Linked DNA regions of Homo sapiens: region 1 is linked to region 2. Evidence: read pairs that join two places in POLR2A ChIA-PET (ENCODE). Cell type or tissue: PC-3. All regions are shown on one strand. Each heading gives the region's core, and the rest is flanking DNA. Links, peaks and the distances in the headings are about the cores only.

Region 1 (5,000 bases), core at 1-5,000, 1.8 Mb after region 2:
ATTACTATTCACAAATCCCTGCTCTCGAGTGTCTGATTGCAGCCTTGCTCTTTTTTGTCAGAGAGTTCCAAATGAGTGTGTTCATCTCCCTCTTCCCGCCTGGTCTGGTGGCTGTATCTCCTCCCCATCCCAAATGCTCTCACACAATCCACTTGCCCTCTCCTTCACAGGCTGGACCTGCCCCTCTCCTTGCTTGACTGCAAGCTCTTTTACAGGGTGTCCCCAGGGCCTAGCAGAATGCCTGACTCAACACAGGCACTAATTATATGTCCGTGGAATGCAGCACAGAAGAAAGCAAAGCCCTCTCCTCACCTGTGGGACCTGTCATATTGTCATACTGAAGGACCATAGCTTTGTCCTTCTTCAGAATTCATAGATCAATTTCCATCTCCACTCCCTTCGCAGACACCTAATCACACAACAGACATTTACTGGGCACTCGGGATGGATTAGGTGCTGGATAAAGCCCTTTAAGCCCCTCACAGCTTCATCATCCCCATTTTACAGCTGGGAACACTTAATGTGCGAATGTGCCTGGTGATACCGGGCTTCCATGCTACCCTGCTGTAAGGCGCAGGTACTGAAACAGGACCGAACCCCTTCACTCAGCCGCAGAGCACTGCATTTCTGTAAATTGGGGTCCCTTTTCACTTCAGTCCTTTTACTTGCTTCTGAAGAAACTATATACTACCTAGTCTGGGTGGCTGGTATTCTCAGGAACACACCATGAGTTTCCCCAGTTGCCCCCTCTTTGTTCAGTCTTGCTCTTTAGCCTGAAGTGGCTGCCAAGCTCTAACTTCCTTAGGTCTTGGCCTAAATGTCCCCTCATCCACGATGTCTTCTTGGAAACCTCCTTCTCCCACACCACTCTGCCAGGTCTCATTGCACTCATCACAAACCGCCAGGCTGCAGGGGCTGAGAGTGCAACTGCCACTTTCCATGCCGGGAAACAGAGACATCTCATCCAGTCTGACGCTTCTGCATCTGCCCAATGCAGGGGAGCTAAATGAGAACCTGGAAAGGTGAATACACTTTACCCAAGAAAGGCAATAAATCTGTGCAAAGAGAATGGAAGTATGAAAAGCACAACAGAAAAATGAAGCTTTCTGAAATTAGTTTTTTAGACCAGACGTTGGAAAACTTTTTCAATTAAGGGTCAGAGAGTTAAGTATTTTAAGCATTGTGGTCCACATCTCTGTCACTACTCCACTCTGCCTTTGTAGCACAAATGTAGCCAGAGACCATAATTAAATGAATGAGTTCATTTAATATTCCACTGAAAAGCTAAAATTTGAATTTCATTAAACTTTCATGTATAATGAAATATTATTACTCTTTTGATTTTTGTTCCCAACCACTTAAAAATGTAAAACCTGGGCAGATCACCTGAGGTCAGGAGTTCAAGACCAGCCTGACCAACATGGCAAAACCCTGACTCTACTAAAAATGCAAAAATTAGCCAGGTGTGGTGGCACACACCTGTAATCCCAGCTACTCAGGAGGCTGAGGCAGGAGAATTGCTTGAACCCGGGAGACGGAGGTTGTGATGAGCCAAGATCAAGCCGCTGCACTCTAGCCTGGGTGAGAGTGAGACTCGGTCTCAAAAAAAAAAAAAAAGTAAAAACCATTCTTACTTGTGGACCACACAGAAATGGGCAGTGGACTGCATTTGGCCCATAAACCCTAGTGTGTTAACCCCTGTCCTGTATCAGTGGTTACTATTTTTTCAGGCCAAAAACCATTTGGACAATCTGATGAAACTGATGTACCTCTCTCTAGGTGGGAAAAGCCTCTCCACTGACATACATACAACATCTGAAAATTCCATGGGCATAGATTAGGAATTTGGGCTCCAGCAATATTCTTCTTTTTAAAAGTGCTCTGGTAGAGCGAAGGGGTATGTGATGGGGGGAACAACTTTTTGACAATAATTAGTGGATCACCCAGTACTAAATAGCTTTATCTATTAACAGTCATAAATTAAACATCAGGTTCAGAAATCAGCAATATAAAAGCAACCTTTCCCCATTTGAAAACATTGAGTAATGGAATTTGGGAAGTCAGCCAGGAAACTCACGTGCATCAGTCATCTTCCCTGCCCATTTTCAGATCAAAGGTTTATGGTCCTGGACTCTGCATGGCCTGGGTTACTCTCCATGACCCCAGGTGTACTCTGCACCCTGTGCATGCTCAGCAAGGCAGTTCACCCGTGGCGCAGACAGGAATTTTTGAATTTTCTTATAAACATACTTCCCTTCAGTGGCAGCCTTGAGCCAAGATTATGCCAGTCTGAGATGTCAAAGAATCATTTAAAAAAAAAAAAAACAAAAAACTGCCAGGTGCAGTGACTCATGCCTGTAATAGCAGCATTTTGGGAGGCCAACACAGGTGGATCATTTGAGGCCAGGAGTTCGAGACCAGCTTGGCCAGCATGGTGATACCCTGTGTCTACTAAAAATACAAAAATTAGTCAGGCATGGTGGGGCGCATCTGTAATCCCAGCTACTCGGGAGGCTGAGGCAGGAGAACTAATTGAACCGGGCAGACAGAGGTTGCATTGAGCCGAGATCATGCCATTGCACTCCAGCCTGGGTGACAGAGTAAGACCCCATCTCAAAATAAATAAATAAAGCCAATGGCTCAATTGTACTTTTTACTGAAAAGTTTAAGTCCCACTTAAAACCAGAAAAATCCAACCAGCAGGATTATCATCTATGCTTTGCATACTGCATGCTGCTTTTATTCTGCAAAAACAGGCCAATACTGAGTAGCTTTCTTATGTAATGGTTTTGGTGGGGTAGAAGAGGGACCACCCCTGCAGTCCAGGCCTTCCTGAGAGCCTGGACAACTTACCCAGGTTAGACATATGAGCCAGCAAGCTCTTCTACCTTCTGCAGCTGGATTAGTCCAACGGGAATATGGTTGATTTTAATACTAAAATGACGGAGTAATTTCTGGATGTAAAATAATAAGTTCACACCCATGTGGAGTCTACTATGTGCCAGGAACTATTCTAAGTGCTTGACATAAGCTCATGACCACCCTATGAGGTGAGTACTGCAGATCATGCTCTGCAGACAAAGAAACTTAACAGCAGAGGATTTAAGTAACTTGCCCACTATCGCCCAACTGGGAAGTGTTGGAGCCGGGATTCAATTCAAGCTGTTGGCTTCAGATTCCCAGTTCATACTCGCTCCCTCTATGAAACCTCCACCCATCCATTTGGAAAATGTTGCTAGCTAGCTTCACCTTCTTGTTTCTTTTCAGCATAAAGTTCCTCACTTAAAGAAATCTATTCCTAGAGAGCTTGTGTGTAAACTAAATTAATTTTATAAGGCAAATTATATGTGAATGCACTGAGAGAGACTTGTTGAAAATCACACAACAGAGAATCCCCTTGTAAAGTGACCACCTGTCCCAGCATAATGCCTTGCAAACAGTAAGCATTTAATAAATGTTTGTTGGGTAATATTAATTCCCTTAATTTGTGTAAATGTTTCTTTTGGTACATTAAGGATACTTAAAATAAGGTATTTATCATCAACTGGAAATCATATTGGAGGGAAAAATGCTACAAAGAGCAACTGCAACCGTGGAATGATTAATTCAGTGAATCACCCGAGGAAGCGGGCATACTGCCAGTGCTGGCCTCAGGCTCCATGCCACCCTCTGCTCTGATGGGGATGCCAACCCTCCCAGGTTCGCTGACAAATCCCTCAGGAGAGGAATGGGTGGGATGAGATGAAGCAGATCTGAGGGCTGCAGCACCCGTACACCCGCACAGTCGTAGCATGCAGGTCCTAATGTGCAGATGTCACTAGCTTCCAGTTTATTTATATCCTGTGTGACAATCTGAGGCTTTGATGTTGCAGCTTTATAGGCCAGGGGTCGTAACAGTTCAGAGAAGACACAGCAAGACTTTATATCTATTGTGTCATCCAGGAGCAGAGAGAGCAGGGATGGGGTATGTCATGAGCTGGGTGTGATGAGCCCCAGAGCCATTCAACAGATGTTGGGTGGGGTTACTACAGTAGAACATGCCCTTTCCAATCCCCTAGATTCAGGCCACAGAATTTTTGGCAGAGAGGAGATAAAAGGAGGGATTTCTATGCAAGGTCATTTTGAAGTCTATCCATAGTGCTGGCAGCGTGAACCACTATTCTATACACACAAAGCCATCTAGATAACTTACTCATCCATTCATCCATCCACCCATCCATCCATCCTCTGCTTATCTATTAGTTTATTCTACAAATATTGGTTGGGCATATGCTATGTCGCAGGCACCCTACTACACACTGGAGATACGATTGCAGGATTGGCCTCTACTGCGTAGAACCTGTCTTACTTCAGTCAACAATGAATGTACTGCTCTAGATAAAAGTTAGGAGATTTATGATTTTACATTATGTGCTGTTTTCCTTCAAATTTTTGAGCTTTCCAGTTCTCATTATGAACAACGAACACAAAATAGCATCATAACAAATCTAATCAACTTTAGCACTAAATCAATGCAGGCAGCAGGGAGACTCACCCTGGTTCAAGTTCAGGCCTTAGTTGTTGGAAACGCAGCCTGGCTGCCCTTCTCACTTATCAGAGAAGCAGGGCTTCCACCCATTTCTGCTAATTCCTAACAAAGTCACAAACCAGCCTCATCCTCCTGTGGATTTCACTTGCTGCAGGCTCTGTGGTGAAGGGATATGGCCTAACAGGAAAACTAATGAGGGTAACATGGGCAGAGGAAGGAGAGGCACTGATCCTGGCCAGGCTTCCCACTCCAGGAACTAGTAAATCACCAGGTAACAGGCTGAGCAGGTTACTAAGAGGCGTAACTCACCTGGTTTTGCTTGGCCCTGCTGGATCTTTGCATGAGGCCAGAAAACGGTGTATCATCATGTACTAGAGCATTTTTCCCAGAGAGCATCTAGAGTCTAGTTCTAGAAAAACCGCAACCTTACCAGTGTTAACAGAGACCAGAGCTATATTTTAACCGCAACCTT
Region 2 (15,740 bases), core at 4,177-9,176:
TGTTTGTTTGTTTCTCAAGACAGGCTCTTGCTCTGTTGCCCAGGCTGGATTGTGGTGGTGTGATCATAGTTCACCACACCAGGCTGAAGTGATTTTCCCACCTTAGCCTCCCAAGCAGCTGGTACTACAGGTGCGTGCCACCATGCCCAGCTACTTAAAAAAAACATTGGTAGAGATGGGGTCTCTGCCTGTTGACCAGCCTGGTCTTGAACTCTTGGGCTTAAATGGTCTGCCCACCTCAACCTCCCAAAGTGCTGAGATTACAGGTGTAAGCCACCATGCCCAGCCCTATTTTAATTTCTTTGAATTGAGAACTAACACAATTTCAAACACACAGTAGGTATTCAATAAACCCTGGCTTTGTCATTTATTGATTATTTGATCTTGGGCCTGTTACTCGCCTTATCTAACCCTTAGCCTTCTTATTGGTAAAATGATAATAATTGCCACCTTGCAAGGTTGTTGTTATAATTAGAGATAATATAAGTCAAAGGTCTTGTATAAAATATTATTAGGCATCTCTACCCCAAAGTAATATATCATCTAATTGGAGAAATTGATATAAATTAAAAGAGGCAAATTGGTGTAGGGGAAGAATACTAATAAGGAGCAGGAAGACCTAAGACTCATCTCAACTTAGCCTCTCAACAAATGAGTGACTTTCCTGCTCCTTCTTTTTCTAGGTCTTACTTTCCTCATTTCAAATTGGAGGGAGGTGGTGAGTGTGGAATAGAGAATCCCAAGATCTTTTTCCACACAATGATTCTAGAAACAGAAAATAAAAACAAGAGTAGAGATATGTAATTCTGAATTTTGAGGAGTGTAAAGAGAAGACAGTTATTCCAGGAAATTTTTAGGAAGATATGATTTAAGACAACTCTTGAAGAAATTGAAGAACACAAACTGGTTGGAAAAGAGAGAGTGGGTGGTGGGCAGGACCAAAAGAAGCACAGACAAAGGAAGATTAACATCCAGGCAAAATCTTGGAGTAGCTGTGAAAAAACCATCAGACCCCTGGCTAGATGTGGGGAGTTGGGCTAAGATGCAATGGGACAGGAAAGGGAGGACCAGTTGATGTAAACCTCAAGCCCTAGGCCTTAGAATTTAGATTTGAACTGATTGGCAATAGAGAGCTGCTGAAGGTTCTGAACAAGGGAGTAACAGGGTGATAATAGCATTTGGGGAAGTATATTGTGGCAGCTACTCTGCTGTCTATATAAAATGGAGATGCTAGAGGCAGGGACAACCAAAAGGATCTGTGGAAATACTTCTGTAGGATCCAGATTAGATTAGCTTCTTCACACCCTGGGATCCAGGAATGAGGTAATGGTATCCTTGACTAGGATAATATGGTACAGGGGTCCCCAACCCCTGGGCTGCAGACCCGTACCAGTCTGTGGCCTGTTAGCAACCAGGCTGCAGAGCAGGAGGTGAGCATCCAGCAAGCTAGTGAAGCTGAGCTCCGCCTCCTGTCAGATCAGTGACGGCATTAGATTCTCATAGGAGCGTAAACCCTATTGTGAACTGTGCATGTGAGGGATCTAGGTTGCACTCTCTTTATGAGAAATGTAATATGCTTGAATCATCTCAAAACCATCCCCACCCCACAGCCCCCAGTCCATGAAAAATTGTCTTCCATGAAACTGGTCCCTGGTGCCAAAAAGTTTGGGGACTGCTGGTATAGTCGATTGTTTTACTGATCAAAATATTCATTTATGCTAATGTATGCTGGGCTTAATACCCAGGTGATGGGTTGATAGGTGCAGCAAGCCACTATGGCTCACATTTACCTATGTAACAAATCTGCACATTCTGCACATGTATCCTGGAACTTAAAATAAAATAAATATTAATTTAATCTCTCTAGGAGATTATTATGCATTCATACTCCCTGATTTCAGGCTTGGCCATGTGACTTGCAATGCCCCTATTATAAAGAGTATCGTGCCTATCATCCTCTTGAACTCAGAAGTCATGTGGCTTTCTTTAGCCAATAAGATATGAGTGGATGTGATACATGCTACCTCCAAGCAGAAGCTTGAAGAGCCACTTCAAGGTCTCACCATCTTCTCTTTTTCTTCTGCCACGAAACTAGTAATGTCACTGATAGGAGCTGCTCCTTCAGCTTAGGTACTGAAGTGAAAGGGTGTGGGGTAGAGCTGCAGCTGACCCACAGCTAACACATATTTGTAAGACATAAACACTGGCATCATAACCCACTGAGATTTTGGAATTGTTACTGCAGCTTATTTTAGCCTTAGCTGATGGATGTAGATGATGACTGTAAAAAAAGACACCACTAAAAAGAAAAAAAAAGAGAGAGAAGAAAGTCGCTAATGCAATGAGGAAGAGCTGAGCAGCATCTCTTGGGTTCAAGGCGTTAGAACATTACCTCCTCATTGATGAGGGTCCTATTAAAGGTTTGGAGGTGGGTGGGAAGCAAAGGGATCATGAATCCTGTTGTTGACAGCCTGAGGTAGAGCTGATATTAGGACATCCAAAGGGAGAGCCCTTGGAGGTCAGGCCTCCCCTGACTTTCTTCCCACTCCTCATCTCTCATTTGATCCTGGTATGAGGAGGAGGGGGCTAGAGCCAATGGAAAGTACCATCTCCAGGCTTCCAAATGGGATTGCTGGGCATATGAAATGTCAGTCCTAAGAATTTGGCTTTTCATCTGTAGGTGGTGGGAGTCTAATGAGATGAGAGCTGTGTAGTAGGAGTGAATGTGGAACTAGGGCAGGGATTTTGATGGACTGGAAATGGGTAGAGGGTATTAATGACTCTGGGCAAGGGGTGAAGTATGTGTGAGCTAGAGCAGGGCACAGGAATGGAGAGGGAGGGGCATCACTGAGATCAAAGTTGCATGACTCACTTACAGACTTACTACTATTCGATATCACATTTGCCCTTTATATTACACATAGAATCTCATATTCTCAATGAAACTTCCAGAACTGAAATCCAGAAATTAGTCTCTACTCATAGCTTATCACAGAGCCTGTCTTATCTTCCATCTAACAGCCAAGGCCGCTTATCTATCAAAATAACACTGATGATAATAATAATAGTTATTTAGCATCTACTATGCTACTATGTACCTGGTGCTGTGCTAAGCATTTTCTATACATTTAATCCCACCTGAGAATGGTTCATTTGTTAAGTTAATGTCTTTGAGCTCAAGACCCAGCCCTCCATACTCCGCTTTGTGATGTGGAAGCTGAGACTCTGCAAGTCACACTGATACTTATGCTGCCAGCTGCTTCATGTTAGGCTCTGCACATAGGGGCAACAGAGGACTGTGAGTCTTGAGGAGGGAGGACCTGTTCCTTCTTGTTTGTTTCCTGTTTTAGCAATGTCTCCCCAGCAATGCCTCCTTGCCCTGGCAGTGGGTTCATTCCAGTAGCAATAGTGGAATCTAGTTTGCTGGTTTTTCAACCGTCACGGAACCAGTCTCATCATGCCCACTCAGCAACCCTGTACAAGCCCAGCAATGTGCGTCCTCAGAGGTCTGGGTGTCAGCCCTGCAGGAAGCCTCCTCTAAGTTTCTCAGTTTTAGTAATTCCAGCTTCCTTGCCTTTGTTCTCCAGCCCTCAGGGTGGCAGCTACTTCCTGCAGTTCCCACCTCAGTGATATCTCAGATTCAGCGTTTTACCCTTCCAGTTGCCTAGTTAACAACTTTCTACCCACTCAGTGATTCTTTATGTTTAATTCTTTCTGTTGAAATAACGCGCTGTTTCTCTCTCCTGCTGCGACCCTGACTGGTGCTCTGAGGTAAATGTTACTTTTTCCCTTGTATAAATAATGTAGCCAATGCTTAGTATTATGCCCACTGTCATACTGCTAATAAGTGATTCCAGTCAGAATTCAGATCTTTCTTTTAACTCCAGAGCCCTGGTCGTAATTGCTCCCATCCCTGCTTCCTTTGGGGTCTCACGATCTTGCTCACTTTTTGTGTCTGGTGTCTGCCATCACTGGGCGACCGCTCTGGAGCAGGCCCTGCTCTTTCCCCCACCCTCTGAGTGCAGGGTGGAAGGCCCAGGGGGTGCATGCTATAGATGGCATCATTGCAGCCCTGTCGGAATCAGAGAGATGGCTGGCTGCTGCTGGTGCCCACATCCATGGTGTCATGAGTTTAGGACTTGGCACCCCAGGACCTCCTTTGCAGCCCTTGACTGAGAGCTCTCTCTGCTCAGCTTCCCCTGGCAGCTTTGGAAGAAAAGTGGGGCACCAGCGTGTGGACAGCGAGCAGCCCGGGGAGGGAACCAGGCTGGCTGGAGCGGACAGGCAGTGGGGCCTGCTGGGAACTCCTCGGTGTTTGGCTTCTCTGTTCAGGAAGGAAGCAGACACTTTAAATCTTAGTCCTCTATGGATAAAGCCATCCCAGTTTAATGTGTTTTTGCTTAGCCCCAAGCTGGAGTGTTCCTCTTCGAGCCAAACAAACAGAACAATGCAAACATTCCCTCCCCTCCGCCACCAATTTCCAGGCCTGGGAGTCTCCTGCTGATCTGATGTGGTGGCCTGTGCTGTGGGTGAGGCTGCCCTGGTGGAATGTGGGTGAAGGGTGAGCCTCAGCCCGGCTCCCTCCCAGGATTCCAGGCAGCGTGACCTAACCCTTCCCTGCACACTCCTCAGCAGAGCCTGGTGGAGGAAAAAGCCAGGCTCAGTCAGCACCAGGCCTAACCTGGCCTGCCCTCACCTCATGATCCTCCTGCCTACTCCCCCTGGCTCTGGGCCAGGGATGATCCAGCTGACACCTGGAAGGTGGTTGAGGGTGGCCTGGGAGGCAGGCAGGACCCTCATGACACTCACAGTGCCCTTGTGCCTGACTTCATAGATTTAGAGAGAGAGGCTGGAGAATCAGTTATCTACAAACAACTCAGAATTGTGAGAAGGGCCGGATTGTTCTCCGTGCTCCTGATGTTGAAAATCTTTATAAATTGAACAAGTCAAAGTGTACTGACTGCTTACAGTGTGCCACTGGCAGGAAGGTACCAGCTCAATTCAGATGTCTTGCATAGCAGGGCACTTGGGGAAACAGAATTTGTGTTGTCGACATTCGACATTGTAGATTTGTCCACTTATTACGATAGTTTCCTAGGAGATGAAGGTAAAGTGTCTTGAGGAAGGGGTGCCTTTGCCTAATTTGCATAAAGGCACCAAAGGGGCACTAGTAGTCTACTAGGACCATCCCCCTTCCTCACCCACATACCCTTGCTGTTGATTTCTGTGTATCTGTTGGTATTTGTACATAATACATACATAAAAGTTCTTGTCCCCTTCTGGAGAGGGGAATTGGGGAAGAAGCTGCCGAGGAGAAAAGTAGGGAAGATGGAAAAGCTGGCATACCTTCCACTCTCTAGCCTAGTGGTCATGGGGCCGATGGCCAAAGCAGATAAAAAACTCTTCATTGAGTCTCAGTAGTGAACTGCCTCAGGGCCCAGGGGCAGGTTGCTGGCAAAGGGGCTCTTCTCTCCTCTGCCCAGCATCCAGTACTTTTGTGGCACTGGAGAACTGCAGGCCTTGGGGACAGGCAGGAACTGTACCCTTGGCAGGAACCCTCACTACCTAAGGATGGGCAATGGCTTATGAGTGAGAAACACGGAGCCGTGGGAACTCAGAATGACATGCTACCTGGAGATTGTGGTAACGCCCTGTTTTTTTGTGGGCATATCTACGAGCCTCAAGGACATTGGAGACAGCCACCTAGCAAGAGCTGGGGGCCTGTGGGGGAAGCTGGGATCCTGCTGCTTTACATTCAGCAAATATTTAGAGAGTGTTGGGGAAGGTGGAGTTTGCTCTGTCATCTAGTGTGGTCAGGGTGGGCCTCTCATAGAAAGTGACTAACAAAGTAGCCCAACATGGGGTAGGCGTGCATTTCAGGAGGAGGAACCAGGTGGTTGCACATCAGGCTGTTCTGTGTGTCAAGAACTGCAGGCCATCCAGTGATGGTGGGGCAGTGAGTATGGGACAGGGATGCAGAGGAGGCCAGCGAAATAGTAGGAAACCAGAACCTTGAAGGTCCCAGACAGCACTGAGGTTTTCCTCTTGATGAAATGAGAGGGTTTTGAGCAAGGGAGTAACGTGGTTTGATGCGTGCAGATAAAGGCTTTTAAATCAGCAGCCATTGCAGGTTTGTTCACGGCAGTCTTTTATGGCGGTGCTATTATTATCCCCATCATAAAAGCAGGAAAGCTTTGTTTAAAGGATTTAAGAAATTTACCGAAGGTTAGCCAGAGTGGAATGGAAGTTGGGATTTGAACCCAACCTGGAGCCCTGCTTTTAATCACCAATGGATGCTCCCTCTCCATGGCTGAAAAAACTCGTCATGCTGCAAGAACCTTTTCCTTCAAGCCTAGTACTAGGTGTGACAACACCCTCCATACCTGCCAAGACCTTTCTGATCTCCCAGGGATTGACTTCACTCTGCAATCATCTTTCTTAGTGATTGGAGCACCCAACTGCTGGTGATCTCTCAGGCATGCAAATGACTTTGGCTTAAGGATCTTATCTCAATCTATAGGGAGATCCTCCTGGGATTCAGAGACCTAGTCCCATCGAGGCCTATACATCTATTTAATTAAAAACAAGTTCAAATCTTGAGGTTTGGGAAATTGCCTGCCTAGTAATGCAAATCTATAAATTCTACTTCCTGCTGCTTCCAGGCTGACTGTAAATACCCTGAAAAATCAGCCTCACTCGAAATGTTTTGGCCATTCCACTTCTGGCTCAATAGGTAGTAATAAGTAAAAATGAAAGTGGTGAGAGAAAAACTAGATGAAATTAAAACTAGCCCTTCACAGGGCTCAGCTCAGGGATGGTGGTTAAGGACTTCTGGCTTGTTCCTGTCATGTCTGACGTGGCTCTTTAATTCCTAAACCCGAGTCCTCAGGGTCTGTACAGCCACCTCTTCTTTCCCTGATGACTCACCTTCAGCTCTGAAGTTAGAAGAGACAGATGAGTCATCATCATTTCAGAAGCAACAACTGATGCAAAGAATCTCAGTTTTGCTATTAAACTAGGGCGGTTATTACATATTCTCAACCAAAAGCAAGCACTAAGCCCTGGCAGGGGCTATCCATGGAGTACTCACAGGACAAGGGTGCAGGATATTTGAGATTTGTGGTGTTCTAGGAAATCCAGTTGCATAGGAGCCACATATTCTGTGAATTTGAAGTCAGGGTCTTGGGCAGCCTGAATTCTCTAAAAGGTCTCGCTACCACTTAAGGACTGATACATTTCCTGAAAGATACATTGCCTTCCTGGTAATAGCCGCTGTAGTGATACAATAGTAACAATTACAGTACACCCCAAGGTACTACAATCCCCAAACCATCTGAGTTTGCCTGACAGTCCCTGGTATTCATTTGATGAAGTCAAGCTTTGAGATAAGCACACTTTCCAGAGCTGGTAGTGATACTGCCTGGATTCTACTTGGACTAGTGTGCCCAGCTAGTCTGTTGAGCAGTCCCAGGGAAGGCTGTCTGTGGAAAGGTAAACGAGATGCAGATGTGAGCCCCTCATTTCATTGCAGCATACATCTGCCAACCCAGTGAACACTGTCATCATCTTTTATCACAAAGACCCACCCTCCCACTCACCTCTTCCAACACTAACCTAGGGCTCTCTTTTAGACCTATTCAGAGATTCCTGGGCTACTCCACGATGGCTAATAGCCCATTGCTTGCTCTCAAGTTAGCTTTTAAGTCTTCATCCTGCCCACTGATGAACTTTTATTCCAATTGCTTAGCAGTGGCATTCTCAGGGCTCAATGGTCATAGACTCATGCTTTCTGCCATTCTGGTGACACAGCACACAAACACACATGTGCACACACCCCACAAACCATACATACACATCACACACAGAGGTTTCCAATAAACCAAATGTGTGAATCTTTTCCAGAGTGAGGGCAACTAGACCATACCAAAAGATAGAATTGTTTCATTATCTTCTTATTTTACTTGGATTCAACTCTTATTTCAGTAGAATTGTTTTATTTTTCCAGGGAGGGTTACTGTGAAAGGAACTTGATTCTCTCTGTGTCATTAGAAATGTATCTCTTTCACACCAAGCTCCATGGTTTTGCCTCTAGAAATGAGCTCCCGAGTCAGAAAGAAAGCTCATTTCTTTTTGGAATTTGATTCTTTCAGGCAGCAGATGCTGAGTGCCTACTGTGTGCAAGATCCCAGCTAGGTTGTTCAGGATATAAGAATAGATAGACTAAACTCTCTGCCTTCTGATAAACAAAACTTAAATGTCCTTGCTGGCAACATGAAAGACAAGTTACATATGTCTATATTTAACTCCTAAATAGATAACTTTGTGGATCCAATCTCAGTGAAATCCTTTGCCATAGATCTTTTGACAATTTGGGGCTCATTTCTGTGGGAATTTACAGTGTCATTGCAATGAAGGAAACTCTTTTCCATATTTTGTAAACTTTTGCAGAGTGCTGCCCTAGGGCAGAAGTGATTACAGCGAGCTCCTATTAATTAATTATGCCTATCTGAGTGCAGACGCAGAGCAGCCAGTGGGCTTGGAGCTGCGTCTGGCAGCCTGTGGAGGGCTGGGTGCCACAACAGGGCTATTGTTCTGCTCACCATTGCCTTTGGCTCCCTCTTGGCATTGGTTCCTAATTGCCTCCCAACTGGGTAGGTCTGAACCTGTTTTCTGAGCCTCCTTGGCAGGTATGTAACCAAATGTCCCCAGGCCTCACCAGCCTGCGGGAGCCAATTAGATGCCACTTTCACTGAGAGTTAGCTAGCTACTTGCTCCACCTGTGTGACTCCTGACCTTCACACCTCCCCTTTCTCAAAGTTTGTCTGCTTCTTTTGGGGGAGTCCACAGAATGTATCAAGTAGGCAGAGAATAAGTTTGCAGCTCTTGGATGTTCGTGGCTTGTCAACCATTTGAAACTGCCCCTCTTTCGGTATCCTGTGTCTCAATTCCCCTGCTCAGGGCCAAGTCTCTGGCTCAGCCCACCTGGCACAGGTGGCTGAGCTGCTGGCTGGGGCACCCATGAGCTTTCAGGTGCCCAAGCTATGCAGAACTCCCTGGGGACCTCAGGGATGTTGTTCAGTGGGCTGCGACTATGGCACAGCTCAAAAGAGAGCACTGCAACATCTCTCATGAAACTCTTTCCTGTGAGGCTTCTTTCATTCAGGGCTTGTCTTCCAGGGTCACGAAGCTAGCCCTTGGCCTCTGCCCCACCTGCAAAGCGCCACAGAGCTGTGTTCCCTGCATTCCTTCTTGTGCTGTGGTCCTGCCGCATTCCTCGCAGAACTGGGGAAAAGACCCTCACCCTACCCTGTGAAATTTCCTTATAGTTTGAGTCTCAAAGCTGCTCTGCTTGCACCTGAGGATCTAAAATTTTCTGTGCTGACAGCTCCTCAGTTTCTGGCTCTGGCTTTGCCCTCCTTAGGGGCTCACACCCTACTGGGCCTCCCTCCTTCGTCCTGCAACTCCCCCAATTCTCCCTTAGTGCCCATCTACTGTTCATTAAACTCCTCCTTGCTGCTCCAGCTAAAAATCAAGAGGATGCAGATCAACTGTGCAAATAAATACTTGGAGACTATGGATGGGTTTGGTTTCAACTGGCCCTGTTGCAAGAAAAGCACTGAGCTTCTAACATGCATATTCCTTTTTCTGGCTTTAGATGGAAAACAGCTTACAGTTTCTTGACAGCAAGGTCCTTAATTCCTTTCCTTAATTTCCCCACCCTGTTTCCTAAAAGGATAAAATGAGATAATGCGGTGAAAGTTATACCTAAATTGCAAATGGCCATGTCAGTGTAGTATAAGGTTAAAACCTTGCATGCGTCAATGCTCAGTAGGTACCAATACTGAATGACTAGTGGCCATGACATTTATTATTTTTCTAGTAATCCATTTAAAATATTTATTAAACATCTATTATGTGACAGTTTCTATTCTAGACATGGGAGATATAGGGATGAAAAAGAAAGAGATCCTAATGGGGAAAGATGAATGCTAAATAAACTAGTTAAAAACAATAAATAAGAAAATATCAGACTGTGACTAATGCTCTTCAGAGAATTGACTTAGAGTAATGTGATGGAGGGTGACTACGTGGTTCTGTTAGAGCAGGAAACCAGGTCAGGCCTCCCCGAGGCAGTGACAAGTCGAGATCAGATTGCAGGAGAAGTCATCCAAGCAAAGGTCAGAGGAAAGAGGACTCCAGGCAGAATAGCAGCTTGGGCAAGGAGCAGGGGTGAGCTTGGTGAGCTCTGATGATGGAGTCCAGGAAAAGGGGAGGCTTTTTCTGCTTTTTACATAATGGGAAGCAATTAGAATTTGAAACAGGGGAGTAACATAATCTGGTTTATGTTCAAAAAAGAGAACTTAGGCTGCTGTGGGAGGAAGGGGTTGAAGTGGCTCAAGAGAGGCAGCAGGAAGACCAGGCAGGAGTCTGATCTGGCAGGATGGTGATGGGGCCAGGGTGACCAGATCCAACTTGGAGAGCATAGACAGATTTGGGGTCTTTGGAGGTAGAGCTGACTGGACTCGTTGATTGATTGGATGTAGAGATCGAGGAAAGAGGAGGCTCCAAGCTTCCTGGGCGACAACTATGGAAACCAGAAGCCTCTTACCAGATTGGGATGCAGGTGGCCTGCATCAGGGTGGTGACCAAAGTGTTAGGAGAGTGGCTTATCCTACAGGAGGGGGAAGGGGCACTGGCACCTCTCTTTTTCTCTCTGACATGTGTGGGTACTGCAGGAAGATTGGAGAGAATCTGCTAGAGCAATCAGTTGGTTTCGGATACTTAAAAAGCAGCTTTTGAAAGCAAACCATAGCCAATTCCACAGGCTAGAAGTCAAATAACTTTAAAATAGCCCAAGGCAGGTATAGTGAATTAAAGTGGCTAAAAGTTCTGTTTACTGTCTGAAATATCCATGGCAGCGGTACAGAGAGTTCAGGAGCTGGGTTGGGCTTGGGGATTTCTGATAACAGTCTTCACACTGGAATTTAATTTGTTTTACTTAAAGGTAAGCCTGAGCACTATTTTCATGAAAACTGCCTGCTCAATCTATTCTTTAAGGACCTGAAAACCCAGACCCCAAAGGAATGTTCTGCTTTGCCAACATTCACTGTCCCGGTGTTTGCTGACTTCACAAACAGAACTTGATGAAAATATGAAAAGACCTGAGAAAGGGTGAATGTATGAGAGGAAGATCCTCTGGGAGCCCAAGGAATTTACAGATCCCTGAATTTTATCACTGTAGTTACTTTTAAATTAAAGACAATAACTGTTCCTTCCAGGTTCTCGTTGACAAATAAGAATGCCGATGTCACTCAAGCATATGATATGATAATCTTTCCCAGAACTGGGAGTATTCAGAACTAACCAGACATGGGAACTGTGTTTTTTCAATGTCTGAGACTTTCTCCTAATTCCATCTTAGTCACACGTAGTTACTCATTACCTTGAAGGGCATTAAGAGTTTATCCATGGCTGCTGTACATTTTGTGCTGCTTTGCTAAATCAGGAAAAAATGCAGACAGCTGAGTCATAGTTTTCAATTAGTTTTTCAATTTCACCAGGAACAAAGTTTTTCAATATCTTTATCAATTTTGTTGCTTTTCATATTACTCTGATTACATACTTTGCAGGATAATCCAGCCTTTTCCTGAAGTATATTAATAATGCATAATATAAATGGGGAGCTGCATTATCAAAGTACTCTTAAACAGAGGTGAAAACTTGAAATCCAGCAAGATTTAGTGATTCACATTCATGGTCTATAGAGATGTGACAGAGGAAAGGAGAATAAGACAATTAAGAACCTTGAAATCATGACAGGGATTTATTACCCAAGAAGAACTACTCTATATGACTTTGAAAATCTGAAATTTATTTAATTCAACAGATATTACACACCCATTTTATATCCAGTCCTACTATATGGAATAAGTATTCATACATTTTATCAATAAAATATTTTAAGTACTGCTGACATGTAAAACACTGTGGATATAAGGGCCTCATCTTCAAGGAACCTTTATCTAGTTGGGTAGACAACACAGATGAACTAGTTCAATGGCAGCACAAAGTGAAATGTGAGATGATTTCAAATGAGAGGTATGGCCAATATGTGCTTGAAGGTCAAAGACTGTTTTCTGCCTGAAATAGTCAGGTCTCTGACCTCAGCTAAATGGTCCTTGAAGGACAGGCAAGATTTGGGTGGGAGAGACTAAGGGACAAGTTTCTTCAGGCAGGAGGAATAGCACACACAAAGGTACCACCTGGGAAGGATTCAAGCGTGCACATAGCAAAAGGGACCCACTTGGTGGGATGGTTTTGTGGGGACATTGTTAAAAAAAAAGTAGACTAACACAAATAGTGTCATTTGCTGGGACAGAAATAACATCCTTTCTGAGACAATAATGGCTTGGCTGGCACTGTGTGTATATGCAATTGTGGAGGAGCTTAGTCACAAATAATCTTTCTTATCTATTTGCATGAGTCAGGCTGGAGCTAGAAAAATTGATGAAAAATCAACTCATTAAAGAAGCAGTAACTCACTCTTCAGGAAGTAGGAAGAGGAATTAAGATGGACATACAGATTGTAGTTATTTGAGCAAAGGAGAGGCAAAGTCACCAAATGGTAATGTATTTACCTGCCAGTCCTATATATTAATTTCCTCCACTGAAGAGGTTTGATTTCAGAGGGATTAACTCTTCTTTGGGGGGATTAAAAAATAATCTCAATAATCAAGAGATTTATTCAGCTCAGTGGTTCAATGGGTTTAAATCCAGAATGAGAACCCTAGAGATTGTCCAATTCTTAATTTACCTGGGCTGTTAATTTGCCACATGTGTGATCCTAGATATAATTATAAAGCCCCAGTTTCTTTTTTCTTTTTCACTTTTTTTTTTTTTAATTTTGCGATGCAGTCTTGCTCGGTTGCTCAGGCTGGAGTACAGTGGTGTGATCTCGGCTCACTGTAACCTCATCCTGAGTAGCTGGGATTATAGGCTCACGCCACCATGCCTAGCTAATTTTTTTGTATTTTTTTAGTAGAGACAGGGTTTTACCATGTTGGCCAGGCTGGTCTCCAACTCCTGACCTCAAATGACCTGCCTGCCTCGGCCTCCTAAAGTGCTGGGATTACAGGTGTGAGCCACTGCTCCTGGCTCCCAGTTTCTTCATCTTTAAAACATTTACCCAAATGTCTCAGAAAATGAAGTGTAAGATTTATATTCTCTCTCTTTTTCTCCATCTCTCTCTAACTAGGGTGGTGCCATGAATATCAAATACCCTATTTTCAAAGCTGTGATTGGCTCTGCCACTCACTACCTGTTGACTTTGTACAAGATGCTGAATTTCTAGAAGGCTGTTTCTTCTTCTTTAAAGCCTGGATAATAGTATGATTTGATAAAGGTATTATAAAGATGAAGACAGATAACATGTGCAAAGTGCCTAGCACAGAACTTGGCAATTCAATAAAATAAAGCTATTTTTCCTTTTGTTAAACTTGTATAGTTATTTACAGTTTATAAAGCATTTTCATGAACTTCATGATAACCTCTTAAGGTAGATGCAATTATCACCAGTTTTGGAGATAAGAAAACTGAGGCTAAGAAATACCACAGCCATGCTACAGCAGCAGACAGAGTCGTGCAGTCTATCAGGCCTATTTCAATGGCATTTACCCTCTGCTCTAGCTGTCTTTTGTGGTGGGACATGCAAACTAAAATGAAATAAATTGTATATTTATTACATACAATTCATAGTGAGCATTCAATAAATGTGGTTCGCTTCCGAATCTCATAAGGTAGCTAGTGAGGGCTCTAGGCAAAACTAGTAAGCTGGTCAATAATTTCTTAATTTTCTACCTCCGTGTGTCTGATATGGTAGCAACTACCAACATGTGGCTATGAGCACCTGAAATGTGGCTAGTCCAAATGGAGATGTGCTGCAAGTATAAAATACTCATTGAACTTTAGAGATTTCATGTAAAAATATGTAAAATACCTCACTGATAATTTTGAAAATCAATTACATAATGAAATGACAATATTTTGGTATGTTCAGTTAAATATTTCACCTGTTTCTTTTTACTTCCTCATAATGTGGCTACTAGAAAATGTTGAATTGCATATGTAGCTCACATTTGTGGCTTGTATTATATTTCTATTGGACAGAGCTACTTTATGTAACCCTTTGCCCTTCTAAAGGTGTTCCCTGGTCTCTTGGCCCTCCTCCTTCCTCACCAGGACTCCAAGATCCTCCTATCTGACGAATAGTGTTCTGCTCACCTACTTCATGCCAAGATGTTAATTTCTCTTTCTGCAGACAGTCTGCTTTTAGAAGAGGTACTGAAAGTGGAGGTTAATACACCTGGGTGTGGAAGAGATATTAAAGCAAGGATCAGAATTTCAAAAGTCTACAGGAGTCAGGATACTGTAAAGTAGACTAGGTGCAGCCTGCAATAGGGAGTGGTGCAGACTGTGGCAAACTGAAGAACACATGCCTCATTCAAAGGGAACAGCCACCACCAAACTCTAGCTAACTGTTGCCATATCAGAATTTGGGCCCAATGTGGCCAATCTTTTGATTTTTTTACGGGCAGCCAGAAATCTAGTTTCTTATGTGATGTCTTCTGATTTTCAAAGATTTGTGATGAAATACTTTCAACAAGCATTGTAAAGGGCCTATCAAATCTGCCCAGCGGTTCCATTTGGCCCACTTGGCCTCAGCTTCCTACCAAGGCTCACCTGGTGAGATGTGTGGTAATCTGGACAGGTAGTGCTTAAGACATTGGCTTTGGCTCTTGACATTTGTAGAGCTGGAAGAGTCCTGCTTTGTTATAGACAAGATACTAAGGCCCAGAGCAGACAAATGGCTCACTCTCAATCACACTATCACTCCCTTAGGCCAAGAATGCCAGACTCGGCTGGGCGCGGTGATTCATGCCTGTAATCTCAGCACTTTGGGAGGCCGAAGTGGGCGGATCACGAGGTTAGGAGTTCAAGACCAGCCTGGCCAACACAGTGAAATCCCATCTCTACTAAAAATACAAAAATTAGCTGGGCATGGGGGCCCGCGCCTGTAATCCTGGCTACTCAGGAAGCTGAGGCAGGAGAGTCACTTGAACCTGGTGGTGGAGGTTGCAGTGAGCCAAGATTGCACCATCGCACTCCAGCCCGAGCAGCAGAGCAAGACTCCGTCTCAAAAAAAAAAAGAATGCCAGACTCCTACTTTCTGTGACTTCAAAGTCACTGAGTCCTCAGTCTTTAAAACAACAGTCAGTAGGCAGCTATTGATTTGGCAAAAGAAAAACAACAACAACAACAGTCAATGTCTTCTGTCTGTCCCGAGGTTTGCCTCTGAGAAAGGCCCTTGGTGAGCTGGAACACTCTGCCAGGTGGGTAAGTCTTAGAGCAAAAGATGCTGTGTCCACACTGGTCTCTGGCTGGCTAGGGGAATGGTACAAATGGCTAATGTTCTTCATGAATTTCTCTCATACATCATATAACTTATTCTATAAGGACATATACTAATCATTTACAGAGTGAGCTGAAATCCCTATATAACCCAGGTGGAGAAAATCACCACACTGGTGAATACTCTTGTTATTTATGAGCAGGTGTACCTTCTAGACACCCGAGTTAGGCCCAGAGGGAGAAAGTTTCCTTAATCTGCAGTTGACATAAGATTTCTGTCTGTGTCATGCTCTCAATGTGTCTGTCCTCTTCCCAATTCTAAAGTGCAGATG

Evidence for each region. ChIA-PET counts read pairs that join two places held together with the same protein. Peaks named below come from ENCODE experiments on the same cell type or tissue, not always from the same donor. Only the 100,000 strongest peaks of a DNase experiment are listed, where the experiment ranks them.
Region 1: POLR2A ChIA-PET joins it to region 2 with 17 read pairs; 1 of 35 experiments calls an interaction of 5 or more read pairs at or near these places.

The regions. Positions count from the first base shown.
Region 1 is chr2:162,025,747-162,030,746 of GRCh38, forward strand. All of the region lies in intron 10 of DPP4 (dipeptidyl peptidase 4), which reads right to left. Among named protein-coding and RNA genes, the nearest start is that of DPP4, 46 kb to the right of the region's middle. RefSeq lists an enhancer at 1,020-1,189. In PC-3, for the core only: no CTCF peak of the experiment used is centred there; DNase peaks (open chromatin) are centred at 2,195 and 3,655; H3K4me3 peaks cover 351 bases; H3K27ac peaks cover 3,910 bases.
Region 2 is chr2:160,217,340-160,233,079 of GRCh38, forward strand. No RefSeq gene overlaps it. Among named protein-coding and RNA genes, the nearest start is that of ITGB6, 25 kb to the left of the region's middle. RefSeq lists enhancers at 6,620-6,789, 9,916-10,451, 13,119-13,288. In PC-3, for the core only: no CTCF peak of the experiment used is centred there; DNase peaks (open chromatin) are centred at 4,592, 5,782 and 6,902; H3K4me3 peaks cover 1,120 bases; H3K27ac peaks cover 3,764 bases.